Linked DNA regions of Homo sapiens: region 2 is linked to region 1. A link is an interaction called in ENCODE POLR2A ChIA-PET data of the cell type or tissue named here. Cell type or tissue: PC-9. All regions are shown on one strand.

Region 1 (2,500 bases):
TGCCAGGCCTCCCACTGTCCTGACTTCTCAGCCTTCTTTTGAGGCGGCCCCGCCCCAAGCCAGCACCTGCCCATGCAGTCCCATGGGTGGCTCCAAGAAGACACTGAAGAAGGGGAGAGTTGAGGTGATGCCTCAGGGACCTCTGAGCAAGCACCCAGGCCTCTCCTGCCAGCTTCCTCAACTGACAAATGGAGCTCACAGAAGATTCCATCACAATTAGATGAGCTAGTGTATAGACAAGAGCTTTACATGGGGCTGTCACTCAGTGCTTAAGCCGGGTGTGGTGGTTCATGCCTGTAATCCAGCGCTCTGGGAGGCCAGGAGTTTGAGAGCAGCCTGGGCAACATAGTGAGACTCTGTCTCAAAAAAAATTTAAAAATGTGGGGCCGGGCGCAGTGGCTCACGCCTGTAATCCCAGCACTTTGGCAGGCCAAGGCAGGTGGACCACCTGAGGTCAGGAGTTCAAGACCAGCCTGACCAACATGGAGAAACCCTGTCTCTGCTAAAAATGCAAAATTAGCTGGGAGTGGTGGCGCATGCCTGTAATCTCAGCTACTCAGGAGGCTGAGGCAGGAGAATTGCTTGAATCTGGGAGGCGGAGGTTGCGGTGAACCCAGATGGAGCCACTGCACTCCAGCTTGGGCAACAAGAGTGAAATTCCATCTCAAAAAAAAAAAAAAAAAAAAAATTTGGCCGGGCGTGGTGGCTCACACCTGTAATCCTAGCACTTTGAGAAGCCAAGGCAGGCAGATTACCTGAGGTCAGGAGTTCGAGACCAGCCTGGTCAACATGGTGAAACCCTGTCTCTACTAAAAACACGAAAATTAGCTGGGCATGGTGGCACACGCCTATAGTCCCAGCTACTTGGAGGGCTGAGGCAGGAGAATCGCTTGAACCTGGGAGGCGGAGGTTGCAGTGAGCTGAGATCGCGCCACTGCACTCTAGCCTAGGTGACAGAGTGAGACTCTGTCTCAAAAAAAAAAAAAAAGTGCTTTGCAAGAACTAGAAAATTAAAAAAAAAAAAAAAGTACCTCTACTACCCCAACATAGAAAAACGTACTGATTTATAATTCCTACTCTCTGACTTGCGTTAAGCCCCTGAAGCACTTCTGGGTTACTATCCCGCCCCCCTGGTCAGAGTCTGAGTCCCACAAATAGCCCAGGCAAAACAGGGCTCAGGGCACGATTCCCTGCCCGCCCCGTCCCAGCCATGCGTGAACTACAAACCCCAGAAGGCAACGCGCACCACGTCCGTCTCACCTGACCCAGAGGCACCGCGAGCGGCACAGCTCGCTCCATCTCCAGAACTACAAGTCCCAGAGTGCTCCGCGCGCGACGCAACCTCACGAGGCCTTACGTGCCTAGAGCGGTTCCTCTCCGTGGCGCCCTACCGCCTTCGGCGCGAAGGTGGCTGGTGCGTACCGTCCCGAACCCTAGGAGCCGAGGTGAGCGCCGCGAAGACCCCCGACATTAAGAAGTGGTGTCCACCGCAGCCCCCTTAAGCCGGATACCCTCCCCCACCCCGAGGAGCAAGCCTGCCTTCCGCCACGCGCCGCCCGTCTTCCGCGCCCGCGCAGAACCTCGCGGCTGTGCCCGCCTAAAGCCACGCCCATCCTCTCTTGGCCACGCCCTCAGAGACTCCTCCCCTGTCGCCCAGATCCCACCCGCAGGACCCCAAAACCCAATGATCCTGCAGCAGCCCTTGCAGCGAGGCCCCCAGGGAGGGGCCCAGCGCCTCCCGCGGGCCGCCTTGGGGGTGACTTGGGGCCTGGACGCCAGGTGCGTGTAGGGGACCAGGGTGGGCCTGACCAAGGGCCGCAGGAGCTTTGGCTGGGTGCTCAGGACTGGTCTGCAGGATGAATACGGGGTGGGGCGAATCGGCGGGGCTTAGGCGTGAGCTGAGATGGGACTGGGGCTGCGGCTGAGGGTCGAGACTTCCGAGGTACCCTGCTGGATGGTCCAGGAGAGCGGGGACCGGCACCAGCTGAGACAGGAATGGGCTTGGGGCTCCTGGCTGATGCTGCAGGCTTAGGCGGGCAGATCCTTGGGAAGGGGCCAAGAGGGTGGGGTGCACCAGGCTCTCTTTTTTTCCCAGCTCCCCTCTCCGAGGAGCTGTGCCCATGAGCACCAAGCGGCGCCTGGAGGAGGAGCAGTGAGTTTGGGGGCAGGGAGGGACTCCCAACAAGATCTCTGTCACCTCTGGTCCCCAACAGGCTGCCTCCTGTGTCAGTATCCCAGCCTGCCTCTCTGCCATCTCTCCCCAGGGAGCCTCTGCGCAAGCAGTTTCTGTCTGAGGAGAACATGGCCACCCACTTCTCTCAACTCAGCCTGCACAATGACCACCCCTACTGCAGCCCCCCCATGACCTTCTCCCCAGCCCTGCCCCCACTCAGGTAGGTTCCTCCACTGGCCAGGCCTTCTGCAGAATCACAGGCGGTCCTCACAGCTGACCTCAGGCCCTGCCTCATCGTGCCATTTTTAGCTCTAGCTGACCTCTGGG
Region 2 (2,500 bases), 1.4 Mb before region 1:
TGGTGCCACCCACCTGTACTGGCAGCTACTAGGGAGGCTGAGGCAGGGGAATCGCTTGAACCCAGGAGGTGGAGGTTGCAGTGAGCTGAGATTGTGCCACTGCACTCTAGCCTAGGCGACAAGAGCAACACTCCGTCTCAAAACAAACAAAACAAAACAAAACAAAACAAAAAAACCAAAGACGAGGAGAGGATTTGGAAAATGAAGTTCAGTTGCAGATTTCACAAACTAGGAAAGCTCTTTCTTCTCAGTGCCCATTGGGGCTATAAACAGGTTAGGTGCACTGGCCCTGGCTGGGAACAAGGCTCACCCAACCTGTGTCCTGCTGGTCACTCAGTGATCAGGGCAGGAGGGGTTGGTGCCTCTGGCTGGCCACTCCTTACCCTCTGGTTGAATGCCAGGTCACCCTCGCATAAGGGCCCAGCCCATGGGAGTCCTGCTCACCTGGCGGGCCAAGTCTGGTGGTAACAGTAGCCCTTTGGTACCACCATTTATTATAGTTTGCAAAGCTGGCCAGGCGCAGTGGCTTACGCCTGTAATCCCAGCACTTTGGGAAGCCGAGGTGGGCAGACCACCAGTTCAGGAGTTTGAGACCAGCCTGGCCAGCATGGTGTGAAACCCCATCTCTACTAAAAATACAAAAATTAGCCAGCCTGGCGTGGTGGTGCACGCCTGTAATCCCAGCTACTCGGGAGGCTGAGGCAGAAGAATCGCTTGAACCCAGGAGGCAGAGGTTGCAGTGAGCCGAGATCGTGGCACTGCACTCCAGCCTGGGTGACAGAGCAAGACCCCGTCTCAAAAAAAAAAGGCCGGGCACGGTGGCTTACGCCTGTAATCCCAGCACTTTGGGAGGCCGAGGAGGGCGGATCACGAGGTTCAGGAGATCGAGACCATCATGGCTAACTTGGTGAAACCCCTGTCTCTACTAAAAATACAAAAACTTAGCCGGGTGTGGCGGCAGGCGCCTGTAGTCCCAGCTACTCGGGAGGCTGAGGCAGGAGAATGGTGTGAACCCGGGAGGTGGAGCTTGTGGTGAGCCAAGATTGCGCCACTGCACTCCAGCCTGGGCGACAGAGCGAGACTCCATCTCAAAAAAAAAAAAAAAAAAAAACCTGCAGTCAGGGATATCTCCTGCTCCGGTCTGTGCGCTCTGTGCCCTCGAGCTCCCAGGTGATCTGAACAGGAAGCTGCACTGGCCCCTGTCTCTAGGTAAGGAGGATAGGACCCAAGCATTCCACAGGCCACACCCAGACAGTTGCCAGCCTCCCCATCTACAAAACCTCAGCCTGGAAGTTTGCGAGTCATTCATTCATTCAGGATTTATGAAGCATTTATCATGGACGTGCTGCTCTAGGCCAGCCGTTGGTGTCTGGTTAATCAGGATTCCTGGTAAGTGAGTTGGTATTTGGAGTATCTACTCAGAGGTGGACGTTCCAGCTTCCAGGAATCTAGGATATGACAGAGTACTTCAGGCTGGTGCCTCCAGATTAGCGGAGACCCTGGGCTCCAGCCACACTCTCTGTAGCAGCTTTCAGAGTCCTTTTCCTTTGTCCCTTCTCTGTCATCCTAGCGCTGAGAGAGCTGGGCAGGCCCAGGTTCTTAGCCCCATTCTAGGAATGCAGCAACCCAGGCTCAGAGAGCCTCAACAGCCTGCCCTAGGTGGCAGTACCCGGATTCCATCCCGTTTCCTGACTCAATTCCACTGCTGCCTCTGTGCTACCACAAATAGCAAGACTTGTCTTAGCTATGCCCGAGTGCTGGAGTGTGCAGCTGACTGCTGGGAAGAACCAGCTTGGACCCTTTGGAGAGGGGCTCTGTCCCTGCCCCTGTCTGCCCTCGGGACATATACCAGCTCACGTCTCTGCCCCACAGGCTTGCCCACAGGTGACGTTCCCATGGATGGCATGTCCGTGTCTGACCTGGGTCCTGTGGTGCTCAGCCTTTTGAAGATGCCAGAAAAATACGTCGGCCAGAACATCGGGCTGAGCACTTGCAGGCACACGGCCGAGGAGTACGCTGCCCTGCTCACCAAGCACACCCGCAAGGTCGTGCACGATGCCAAGGTGGGCCTCCCGCCCCAGGTGACTCAGGCATCCTTGTCAGGGCTTTCTAGCTCCCGTAGGGAGGGTGTGTCCAGGGCTGCCCACACCTCTGGGCAGTACATCTAAATTCATTCGTTCATCGTCAACGTTTATTTTCTGCTGTTCCAGGAGCTAACTGGCCACAGAGTGAAATTTCTGGCTTAGATGTTTTGACCAAATAGAGAGAAAAGCTTCCAGGAGGAGAGGGCCATAGGAGCCAAGGCAAGGAGGGGTGAAAATGCAGGCCCTGCCGGGCTCCTCTGTGGGAGGGAATTTGAAGAGAAAAGAGTCTGGAAAGATAGACCCGACCCCTCCCCTGTGGGAGGGGATTTAAAGGGAAAGAGGCTAGAAAGATAGGGCCGACCCCTGCCCCCATTGGCCTGGCTGGGTGGGCAGGAGGCCTACTGGACAGACTCTTG

The links. ChIA-PET counts read pairs that join two places held together with the same protein. Peaks named below come from ENCODE experiments on the same cell type or tissue, not always from the same donor. Only the 100,000 strongest peaks of a DNase experiment are listed, where the experiment ranks them.
Region 2: POLR2A ChIA-PET joins it to region 1 with 13 read pairs; 3 of 35 experiments call an interaction of 5 or more read pairs at or near these places.

Annotation. Positions count from the first base shown.
Region 1 is chr16:3,023,126-3,025,625 of GRCh38, reverse strand. HCFC1R1 (host cell factor C1 regulator 1) reads left to right here and starts at 1,684. Exons shown (of 4, transcript NM_017885.4): 1 at 1,684-1,779; 2 at 2,096-2,152; 3 at 2,265-2,393. The coding sequence starts at 1,685. It overlaps THOC6 (THO complex subunit 6), which reads right to left and starts at 1,591. Exons shown (of 13, transcript NM_024339.5): 1 at 1,261-1,591. The coding sequence starts at 1,299. RefSeq lists enhancers at 1,269-1,578, 968-1,611, 1,612-2,256, 2,239-2,338 and a silencer at 1,649-1,848. In PC-9, no CTCF peak of the experiment used is centred here; DNase peaks (open chromatin) are centred at 1,315 and 2,145; H3K4me3 peaks cover 1,808 bases; H3K27ac peaks cover 1,554 bases.
Region 2 is chr16:4,463,223-4,465,722 of GRCh38, reverse strand. NMRAL1 (NmrA like redox sensor 1) reads left to right here. Exons shown (of 6, transcript NM_020677.6): 5 at 1,873-2,063. Among named protein-coding and RNA genes, the nearest start is that of NMRAL1, 10 kb to the left of the region's middle. In PC-9, no CTCF peak of the experiment used is centred here; a DNase peak (open chromatin) is centred at 1,272; H3K27ac peaks cover 2,500 bases.